3 separate regions of the Homo sapiens genome follow, and regions 1 and 3 are each linked to region 2. The links are chromatin loops, found by intact Hi-C in ENCODE. Cell type or tissue: PC-9. All regions are shown on one strand.

The links. Hi-C counts contacts between places; a loop is a spot of excess contacts. Peaks named below come from ENCODE experiments on the same cell type or tissue, not always from the same donor. Only the 100,000 strongest peaks of a DNase experiment are listed, where the experiment ranks them.
Region 1: a loop joins it to region 2, with 11 times the contacts of the local background. A loop is called at or near these places in 3 of 110 quality-filtered maps.
Region 3: it touches region 2 in a loop (6-fold over the local background); 2 of 110 quality-filtered maps call a loop at or near these places.

What each region holds. Positions count from the first base shown.
Region 1 is chr7:16,081,671-16,085,670 of GRCh38, forward strand. No RefSeq gene overlaps it. Among named protein-coding and RNA genes, the nearest start is that of CRPPA-AS1, 130 kb to the right of the region's middle. In PC-9, no CTCF peak of the experiment used is centred here; a DNase peak (open chromatin) is centred at 2,471; H3K27ac peaks cover 579 bases.
Region 2 is chr7:16,267,534-16,271,533 of GRCh38, forward strand. All of the region lies in intron 6 of CRPPA (CDP-L-ribitol pyrophosphorylase A), which reads right to left. CRPPA-AS1 (CRPPA antisense RNA 1) reads left to right here. Exons shown (of 5, transcript NR_038947.1): 5 at 1,324-3,071. Among named protein-coding and RNA genes, the nearest start is that of CRPPA-AS1, 59 kb to the left of the region's middle. In PC-9, no CTCF peak of the experiment used is centred here; a DNase peak (open chromatin) is centred at 1,648; H3K4me3 peaks cover 586 bases; H3K27ac peaks cover 1,057 bases.
Region 3 is chr7:16,317,396-16,321,395 of GRCh38, forward strand. All of the region lies in intron 3 of CRPPA (CDP-L-ribitol pyrophosphorylase A), which reads right to left. Among named protein-coding and RNA genes, the nearest start is that of CRPPA, 100 kb to the right of the region's middle. In PC-9, no CTCF peak of the experiment used is centred here; DNase peaks (open chromatin) are centred at 1,356 and 1,806; H3K4me3 peaks cover 537 bases; H3K27ac peaks cover 1,849 bases.

The sequences.
Region 1 (4,000 bases), 190 kb before region 2:
AAAAAATAGGGGCTTTGGGTACTGGCCATGCAACTTACTAGCCATGTAATTTCAGGATCTTCACTTGGCTTCCATGAGGCTCAGGCTTTTCTGTAATATATGGGTAACTGTAAGTTCTCAAGAAAGTTACATCAGATAATGTGAAAATTATTTGGTAAAAAGTAAGACACAACTTACTGGTAATTATGGTTAAATAACTCATTTGTCTCCAAGATACTTTTTTTACCATAATAAAGATCACAGAGGTTTTATAAAGAAAAAAGCAGAGTCTGTATTTTACATATGTTGCCCATGCTTGTGTTCCTTGGTGAAGTCGTATGAATTTATTCAAGTCACAAAATATTTCTCCCAGTTAAACATATTTTTGAAAAAAATCATTTTCTAAAATTACAATGTTACAGTTGACTGTGGCTAAAACAATCCAGACTCAGGGAAATGTATCAATATCCACACTATTTTGTGTTTCACTTGTTGGACACGAGCATTTTTCTTGAAGAGAATGGATGATAGTAGTATCACCCATTCTAGGAGTATCTAATCTTCATATAACCAATAAGGCACATCCTTTGGATGGGGTAGCCATTGCTTGCCCTCTGGTTCAGGAGTAGCTGGGGTCTAACATCCAGGGATCTGAAGTGTTACTGATAGGCAGGTGGAGACAGGCCTGATATGAGTGGCAAAGCCACCTTTGCTTCTGATTGTAGTACATGTTTATGTTGTTCAGAAAGGTTATTGAAGTTTCAGGGAAAGTCTAGCTTCTACCTCCTTCATTGCATGCATCTGAGATCGAGCTGGAAGAGCATCCCAAACTGATACCTTCGATGCAAGGAAAGTCTTCCTCTTGGTGGGATGCACAGGGATAGTTAAGACTGGAGGCAGCAGTGCCAGGTAGAGTGGCTTTCTCATGAGGATCATCAGCATCAGGGGTAACAGCATGGTGACAAGATGAAAAATTAAAGGTATAAGAAATCGAGGGGCTTATTCTAGAGCATTCATGAAATTGCTAAGAATACTGTGAGTCAGGTTAGTTTCTAGCAGTAATAATATGGGCTGATGTTATAATAATTTGGGTTAAAAAAATGAAAGTGTAATCTCATTTTTATGTCATAGGCTTTTTAAGTCATGAGGCTGCCAACATAAAAGACATGCCATTGCTTTAAAAATGTGTTTAACCGCCGGGCACAGTGGCTCACGCCTGTAATCCCAGCACTTTGTGAGGCCGAGGGGGGCAGATCACGAGGTCAGGAGATCGAGACCATCCTGGCTAACACGGTGAAACCCCGTCTCCACTAAAAAATACAAAAAAAAATTAGCCGGGCGTGGTGGCGGGCGCCTGTAGTCCCAGCTACTCAGGAGGCTTAGGCAGGAGAATGGCATCAACCTGGGAGGCGGAGCTTGCAGTGAGCCGAGATCGCGCCACTGCACTCCAGCCTAGGGGACAGAGCGAGATTCCGTCTCAAAAAAAAAAATGTGTTTAACCTGCATTGCCAATGAGTATCGTTAATTGTGTATGTATAATTATTAGGTATAAACACGTATTTCTTATGTATACATATGCACTAGAAATATTCATTGACTGTTTTCCTGCTTTGCCAAATCAGTGACACCCAGTCTCTAGAAGTTATTGTATATGCATACAAAGCACAAACTCACAATAAAATTGTTTTCCAACTCTTTCTAGAAAATGTTTACCAAAAAAATACACTTTTCCTTCTCTACACTCACACGAAAATTAATCGACATGTCATACTGGTAAAATTAAATTTTTGTGCTATCTTTTTTAAGAGGGAGTTTTACATTTAAGTTGTAGCCCTGGGTCAAAGGTAATAAAACGACCAGAGAACACCACATTACTTTGTATCTCTTCTAACACAGCTTTTCGTTCACAGGCTGAGACTGACAGTTTCAAGAAGACAGTGCATCAAAAAAGCTCTTGGAGGAAAATCTCCAGTCTTTCAAACTACACTTTACTGTATTCATTGATTTATGTAATATATAAAGAGATTAATGATAAAAATAATTTGCATATTTTAAATATGTAATAGGGTTTGAGAATATAGCTTCTAAGTTGAATAGTTGTTTGATATTAAGCAACAATTAAAAGCTAGTAAAATGAAAATGAAATTCTCTTTAGGCAACATATATAGGCTTGGGAAGGAGTAACATTATGCATAACCCCATGATTAACCCAAATCTTTTAATATTCATTAAGATTCCCAAACCAGAGCCAAGAATAATTGGTCTATAGTTGCTTCTCCTGGCTATCTTATTATAACATACTGCATTTATCTTCATTTATCTTAAATTCCTGTATTATAGCAGAACTTATAGATATTCCCACTGGGATCCTCAAACTCTTAATTTGTTTACATATTTTGGCTTCTTTCCAGATTTATGTGAATAGTAACTGATCCAAGAAACAAACAGGCGGAAATGTCTTTGAATAACATTCTTTTACCATCGGGTCATACATACCTCCATTCAGTAAAACAGGCAACTGAATTCCTGAACTGGGCAGTTCAATAATACATTTTTGAAACTCAGGTGGGATTAAAGAGAATGGTGCTCTATTCAAACAATAAAAGAAAAAAGAACTATGAACTTAACAAGGTCTTAAAAACACACACAGGATGAAAAAAAAATCCTCCGAACTATTGAAGAAAATTAGGAACACAGATTTTATCGTCTATTTCCTCATCCTCAAAGGGATGTTTTTTATCCACTTAGGCTGAAGAGCTTGCTTTCAACCAAATTAAGAGCTCAGATGTGAAGAATAGGAAAGGAAAAAAAAGGAAATAAAAACCTGACATACCAATAAACCAACCAATTTCAGTTTCAATAGCCCATTTTATAATGAGGTAGAACAAAGAACATAATGGATAGCGCCAAATGGCAAAGCTCCAGAAAACTCATTCAGTTAATCTTACTAGTTGCTTTGCCAAACCTTATCCAAATAACACAATTATTACAGTCTGCAGACTAGTGGAAATTCTTACAAAATTGGCCTCTATCTAGAATCCCAAATCATGTCTCCAACTCGAGTCACAACCATCTCTGCGATTGTCTTGTTGAAGCTTTTGCCTCTGGGCTTAACTGCAATTTTGCAAAATGGAAAATAAGTGAATGCATCCAGGTAAAATTCTGGATATAGATTTAAATCGAGCTTTTTAATCCTTAAGAACAGTCCTTCCTATATGTGATCCAATTCCCTAAAAAATTATTCAAAGTAGATGGACTATTATTGGTCCAAAATTGTCCTATGTTAGAAATGTTAGAATTCCAGTTTGGCTTCCAGTGTGCCCAGCGATCACGAGTTCTTAATCTCTGCATCTGCCTTTTTGCAACTGTCATATCAAAAGGTTGATACAGACCTACCTCGTAGAGATCCTGCAAGGATTAATTAAGATTAAATCGAAAGAAAAAAATGCATTTGACAAGCCAGGCTTCATCAATGCTGCTAAACAGACCCAGATGTTTTAACAACTGTTCAGATTATTTGGTAGCATCCTAAGTAGAGAATTAATTTGCATAATACATCTCAGCTGTGAAGACATTGTTAAATGATTCCAATGTTTCAGATAAGGGAAAACAACCTGGCTCCACTCTGGCCTCTCATCAAACTAGGCACCATTCACCCCAAAATTTTCCTGCTGACCAAACATTGGTAACATATGTGATTAAGAGAATCCCAAGACAAAGAAAGACGTTATACCTTCTCATTCCTAGGCACTTCTCTGAACCTTTCTTTCTCCTGTAAGGATAAAAAGATTTCAACTCTCTTTCATGTCTTGCTGTGGTGCTGAGGCACAAATGGCTACATGCATCTCTTGTCCATCAAGAAAGTGCTTGCTTCCATGTTTTCATCTTCCACTTTCACTATCCAACTGTATCTCATCATTCATTGCCTGAGGAAATCCCAACAACTTCAGAGCTCACAGAGATAGCACTGATAATAATCTTATGTACATTATCAGTCTTCATTGGTTTCACCAGCACATAC
Region 2 (4,000 bases):
GTGTGTCCTCATCTAGCAAATGAAAGAAAACTGCAACCTTACTGAGCCAAAGCCATTGCCTTTATCTTTATTACATATATTGGTATGGCAAACATAAATGACTAAAATTAAACAATTCATTAATTCAACTTTTTTCCCTCAAATTCTTGCTAAGTTTACAACGTAATTTAATTTAAATGCATAAAGTTTTTATTTTTCCTAAGTAATAAAGATTCTGTCTAAATGTACAGTCTGCCTCCAGAATCTGTTGGTTCCACAGTTAAGGATTCGAGCGTGGGTCAAAAACATTTGAAAAACAAAACTAAACAATAAAAATACAAATTTATAAAAATACAGTGTAACTATATAGCATTTATATTGTATTAGGGACTGTATGTAATCTAAAGATGATTTAACATATACAGGAAGATGTATATAGGTTATATGTAAACGTTATTTCATTTTATGTAACGGATTAGAGCACCCATAAATTGTGGTATTTGTAGAGCAGAAAGGTAGGTCCTGGAACCCCCATATAAATTGAGGGACAACTGTATATAGAAGTATAATTGCAGCCTGTTTCCATATTAAAATCATGTGATGAGAAAATGACAATCACTTAAATGACATGATTGATATTGTACTGCAAATGTGACAATTGTCTAGATAAGAAATATTATCTAGACAAATGTCTAGATAAGAAATATTAAAAAGGTTCTCAACAACCTCCATTTTCCACCTAGTTTTTACAAAATGATAGAAAATAAAGAAAATTAAAATCAGCTATAATTTGTATGAATAGCTTACCGAAGAGTCCTTTCACATGTAATCCCAAGAAAATCATGCAATAGTCTTTTAAAGAATATTCAGACACCATCCCAATATTTGTTCAACCTGAAAACTGCCATCAAACCCTATGTAATAAGCAAACTATTTTTCATTAATGTATACTCCTCTTGTATGAGAAATATACTTGCAATATTTATACATAAAATTTCCCTCTCATACAACTTTCCCATTATGACTTATGAGGAGCCTGTTGAATATACATTGTTTAGCTTAGAGGTTCAAAATATTTTAAAAATACTAAGGATAAATTACATTTTGAACAAAAACTCGATCATGTGACTTGTTTCAGAACTAAGTATATACCATATAATATTTTTTAAACAGTACATTTCTAGACAATATAGAAAAATAGATTCAAATATGTAATATAGAATCTTACGGTAGAGTCTACAGAATACATTTTAAAAATATTGCTTATGGCTTATTTTCTTCACTCCACTAGAAGGTCCCCTCTGCAGTGCTCATTTCTGCAACACTGTCTTTCTTTCCTGACAGAAGGCTGCTCACCACCAATTTCATCACTGTTGCTAACTCCAGCTCATCTAATCTCTGCAACATCTGCTACCAGCACCTTCTCTTGCCTCCTTTTGTGAACATAGTTTTTTCTTCTGGTTAGAAAATCAGTTCGAACTTCTTGAGTTTTGTGTTTTAAACTCTTCTCAACTGTTCCGATGATTGATGGATGGCCCAGAGGCGACCTCTTTATCTCCAGCAACATATTTGGCTGTTGGCCCGGTAGAGAGGTACTCCAGAAGCTTGCTGGTTCATCATGCTCTCATCTTTAACCACAACTATTTATCTGACTCCTTCCATCTCCACAGCACTGTGTGAGGGATCAGTGATAAGAGACGGTGAAAGACATGCGCAAATGGATAAATAATAAGCAGGATATGTAGAATGACACAACAATTGATGAGTAATTTAGGAGATCCAATAACTAAAAAAAAAAAGACTGGGGACAAGTTCATGGAAAGAGTAATCAACTAAGCCTTATAACATAAAATTGACAAATAGAGAAGGCATGCAATCCAGTAGAATAGAGTGCAAAAGAGGTAGAAGACTAATCGTTTCAAGACATGTTGAGCCACAACAGCAATAACATTGTGACAAAAAACGTCGGTGTAGACTGCAGAAGATCTTCAATGACGGATCAAGCTGTATAGACTTTTTTTTACCCTCATATACTGAATAGTCATTTAAGGTATACAGTGCCAACGTAAGAGAGAAAGGTAAACTTTTTTTAACACAAGTTGTAGGCCTTGGAAAGAAGTTTTCCAGTAACAAGATAACACGATAATGTACTGTGGTTATAAGCTCAAAGTGGTATATTTGATTCAGTGTTCCCAGAACCACCAAAACCTTGGAACCATTGTTTAGCTAAAGCTACTAGAACAACAGAATAACCTACTCTGTGGCATTGTAAAGTAAAATTATACTACACACAAATACTTGACATAAAATACATTTCCAAACTCAATTATTAGGGATAACATAAGCACAAAATGATGCTTTGCAAACATCATGTATCCTATAACTGGAGAAAAAAAATTAATGACATGAAGTGAAATGACTGAGTTCTGAAGCTACATCTCAATTTAAATAGCATAAGCAATTTAGTATACAACATTCTTCAAAATCAATTGTTGAAGGTTAACTATAATCTACATACAAAAACAACTTTGTCAACTTTTTGTACGGATTTTCCTTCTAAACATATTTACTTTATGTGTAAAATCAAAAAATTTCCTGAGTTAAAGGCTAAGACTTGACTTTATGAATACATGCCCAAAAATTGGTGGTGGCTGGTTTCTGTTTTTATTTTGTAAGCTTAGTATAATGGTTGTCCAGAACTTGTAAGCAATGACCTCATTTCTAAGCGGACAAGATGCAAAAGACCATTTTTACAGATTAACCATCTGGTTCCTTTAGGAAGAGTAATATTTCAACAGGTTCCTGTATTTCAAGAATATAAATAATTAAAAAGATGAAGATATGTGAAATACACAAAGAAAAAAATAGAGAAAATAGCATTTAAAGCAAATTATCCTAGCTCCCTCAATTAATATTTTAAAACCATGACAATCAGTTATTAATATAAATTGTTAATTTTATTTAATACAACATCAATATAATTCATACCATCTTCTTCAACTAGGTGGTCTATCATTTTGGAGTTTCTTTCCACCTCTGGAGAATTGCTCAGGAAATCTGGCTAACATACCAAATAAATCAAATGGATTTAATGAGATGGTTTTTGGCTAGTTTCTATATTCTTGTATACACATGCATGTAACACATAAATGTGGTGCTGTTCACAGTTAGAGGCGCAAGAGAAAAAAGTAGCTTTCCAGTGTTATTTCATTGTTATTAACTATACAGTATTCAGGTGCAAACAAATGAAAATCCTGTATATTCACGCTAAAATATAATATGTATCAAAATAAGCATAAAATAACTGTTTTGGATAGGTCTTAGGATGCTGCTGTGGCTTAATTTGCTCTGTTTATGTTCTCTCCGCTTTTCTTTATTGCATGTGCTAGTTTTGATGTGTTGTTTGACTAATATGTCATACGGTGAATTTACTGAGGTCTATAACAAAAGGCATGGATCCATACACTGGACACAACCTTGAGGGCATAAGGGAAAAAAAAAAGAAACTAAGTACCATAGAACAGCCTCAACAAAATCAGAGCATGCTTTACACGTGATTTTCAGTTACACCCTGCTTGTCATTTGTGATTACTCAAAACAATAATTAAATTACGTCCTCCAGGAAACAGGAAGGAGTGGATAACCAAAATACATGAAAAGCCCCTACAGTCCCTGTTTGTTCAGAGTATAGATCAGCATTCTTTAGGAGTTCCATTCTTTTATTACAGGAATGAATATTGGGTTGAACACGCTTATATGCATTTAGAGGTAATGTGATGTATGAAAACAAGTACTGCAGAGGTTTCCTCTGTAGAACTGTACTTTTAAGAGGAGCAGCCACCATAATCTTCTTGTAAAGGTAAACTGGATCATGTCATTTTCAAATAAAGTCTTCTCTCACTTCATTTTCCCCTTAAAACAATATATAAATGATAATAGTAGCAACGGTAACAGTAGAAGTGGTAAACTCAACATAAAAAGCCTACAAGGCTCTTTCCTTGTCTCTTGCTACTCCCACTTC
Region 3 (4,000 bases), 50 kb after region 2:
ATTGAGGTTTAAATGTTACCAGATGCTAATCAGTAACATCTGATGGTTGTGTAGAGGCATTCTACTTTCTCTGCAGGGAGATTGAGGGTTGCTCTGACAATATGCATCATCTTCTCCTTCTGCTTTTTCTTATATCTAATGTCCATTTAGAAAAAGGGTAGATTCATTCATGTTGTTAAAAATAGTGGGATTTATTTCTTTTGTGGCTAAGTAACATTCCAGTGGGTGCACATGTGATCACATTCTATCTATTCATCAATGGACACAGGGTTTTTTCCATATCTCGACTACTGTGAACAATGCATCAATGATGTTTCAATGAATATGGGAGTGAGGTGCTTATTTCATTTCCTTGGGACACATCCAGAAGTGAAATTGCTAAATTATATGTGAGTTCTATTTTCAATTGTTTGAGGAACCTCTGCATTGCTTGCTTTAATGGCTATACCAATTTATATCCCCACCAACAGAGTATCAAAGTTCTCTTTTGTCCATACCCTCACCAACATTTGTTATTTCTCTAGTCTTTTTGATAATAATCATTCTAACAATTGTGAGATGACCCTTGTCTTCACTTGAACAACTGGTTTATGTAATCAACCTGGAAACTTGGCTTTACTTCTCTCATGGCTCCTCTGGAATTTTCATTGTCAACACAGTCTCTAACTGGAAGCTCCATCCGTCATCTCTCTTACTTTCTCCTAACCTAGCCCTTTTACCTCACTGAGGCATCCAACCCCGTGAAACCTCCAATTGCTCTTGGTTAGAAAACCTATTTTCTTAGACTACTCTTATCAACAAGGAGACTATGGTTAATGGCATGAATAATTTTATTAGTAGCACCCCAACTCTCTTGTCCATCCATTAGATCTTCTTTACAAACCCTAATCTCAAAATCACGTAATCTGTTTTACTATCTTAACTTTTAGCTTATGCTTTTATCAGTCACACATGCACATGGTTTAAAGACCCAAATATCTCTACAAGGTCAGTTATGAAAAAAAGTCCAACCCACTCCCTTCACTCCACTTTGTCCTCCCTGTAGGCAATCATTGTTCATATTTAACTATTCTTATATTTTTCTCCATATGTAACAATTTTTGCTGAGTAACAAATATGTACAAAAAAACCTCAGTGGCATGTAGCAATAAATTTTCACTTCTCACTCACACAGTTGTATCATGGCTGAGGTAACTCTGCTCCAAGCTACAGGGCTGTGAGAGCTCTGCTCCTTGGGTTTACTCTGCAGCTCAGACTGGAGGGGCAGCAACCAACCAGACCATGCCTTCCTTAAGGCAATAAAAGTAGCAAAAGAGGGCAAGTCCAACAGCACAAGCACACATTTGGCCCTCCACCTATATCAATCACATCTGGTAAAAATCTCACTTCCAAAGCAAGTCAGGCAAGCAAATCAAGGAGAAGGGAAACAAACTTAATTCACCAGGAGGCCACTGCAAGGGCACAAAAGTAGAATACTATTGCTGAGGACTGAAGAATTGAGACTAATAATTTACCTTTCATTCTGTATCTCTAAATTACATTCTTGTGATGCTGTCTCTCGACTTTTCCATCTTGGCTATCATCCACAGAAGACTTTTGTCCTTCTTCCCAACTTCATCTCAATATACCCTAACACTTCCCATTCCCCACCCTTTCAATATCATAATTTTGGTTAAATCAGTATTGAGTGTTTAAATCAGTGGCTATGTAAACACAACTCATAGCTGAGTCATATATTATTAAAATTTGTTTCCTATACAACTCTGTTGCCCTGGAATTATAGCTTATCTTTTGTTTTATGTGGTTTTCTGTATGCTTATGACTCATTCAATGCCAAACACTTAGCTATTCATTTAAATCTACTCTCAAGATGTTCAGACACAAGGTATTGCACCAATTTTATATTCCTGAAAAGGTCACCCTTGAAGTCCTCTGATCTTTTCCAACAGACTTGTTGTCTTCTCTGCCAGTCATTCAGCCATCATCCTAGGAACTCCCTACATCACCGTCTTGGAAAGAGTCTTCATCTCTCTCCCAACATGGATCCCCTAGCTTCTGTATCCCGTGCAGTCTGCTTCCTTGATCGACTCATTTTGCAACTCTGATTTTGGAGGGTTAGAACAAATTCTCCAATAGCTTTCTGTAGAGTGATTGGGTTAAGGTGTTTATGGGTACCTCTGAGGTTAGTATTTTTAGGTCTTTCTTCCTACACTGGACAGACTGCCCAAAGAAAATTCTTCTAGTCTCCAGTCTGGAAAAAAAAGCCAAGCCACGAAGATAGCAGCTGGCTGAGTGGGAGAAGCAGCCATGGGCTTTCCTATTCGGCAGTCAGTAGGCATATGGTTGTTAGTCACTGTTTCTGGCAACACACTCAGTCCTTCTACAGCATCCTATGTTCTCCCGGTATAGACAGAGAACTTCATCACCACCTGCCTCTGCTAGGGTGGTCATAGATTAGGAAAGGAGATTTAGAGATCAGACTGCTTAAACAGTTTTCAGCCAACCCTCCTTATTTTGTCCCCCTTCATTCCGTTCCAGAGGTACCTGGTGCTGCTAGGTCCTGGACTTTGAGAATTCTACAGCAAACAGTTTTAATTCCTAGCTTGCCCCAACTATTTGCTTGTAATTTGGCCTTCTCCAAGCTGCATCTGTTAGTACTAATTCACTTGTTTTCCAGCTATTCTTCATTTGTCATTGTCACCTCTCCTATTCTTTTGAGGATTTGTCATTTTTAATCCCTTTCTAGTAGCTTTAATGAGGTTTGAGTTATGAGCAAAATTAGGTAACTGCTCAGTTTGCTATCTCTACCCAGAAACAAGAGAGAAACAAGATAATGTGCATTCTAATTAGATAAATATTCCAAATTGTCTTCCATAAAAGTGGTTTCAATTTATGTTTGCATAAACAATGTATGAGAATATGGCAGGGTTATTAACATGAGGTAAATGAATATGACTCAGAGGGACTGGAAAACTTCTGAAAAAATAATGTATATATAATGCAATTATTTTTCTGAGAAGGGATTCTACAACTTTCAGAGGTTTTATAACAAAAAAAAGTTAGAAACCGTTGTTTTATGGTAACCACATAATGGTCCACGGCTACAGATAATCTGATTACCTATCCTTCCAGCCTTAACATCATTCACAGTATTATTTCTGCTAGGCAGCCTGGGAAGTTTGCCCAACCAAGAACAATATATACATTAGAGTAAAACTAAATCAAAGGTATGCATGCACAGGTTTCTCACTCTGCAGTTATAGCCCCATGCTCACAATGTTTCAAGTAGAAACAAAATAGACAATCTTACAACTAGGTAAACAATGAACACCTGCATCCGATTTATCACCTAAAACTCAAACTTAAGCATTTTGCATATATTTACATTGTTTGAATTATGCAATGTATTTTGGGATTTCATGAGAGACAGTTATCCAAGCAGCTTTGTTCTCATATCAGTCATTTTATGAGTAAATAAACAATTTCAGACTAAGTCCATATGAGGCTGATAATATAGCTACAACCATCACTCTTCCAGAAACAGTATGAATGATCTGGCTAAGGATAAGATTTCTTCTTTGAGTAAAATTATTTAAATGGGCAGAGACAATTATATTCACGAGAAGTTTTCAAATGCCTATCAGTGGGGAAAAAAATAAGCTTATCAGTTTATTCAAATTTTTCTAGCCCCACCTAACCAAAAATCCATTACAAACTTAGAGGCAACACCACCCATATCTATCAAACACTGCCTAGATAATTCTTTTTCAGAGTCCAAATAATTGGGGGAAAGAAGTAATACAGGAAACAATGTTATCAGTAACCCTATAACTGTCTTTTTAGACATTTCTACTGACCTTCATATCAAACTATTAAAAGCTAAGAATCTCCCTAAAATGCTTTACCCTATCATAACTTATTTGATAAACTCATCAAAAGTGAGACAACAAAAGAAGAAATTAAAATATTTCCCTAACACACGAATTATTAACCTTATATG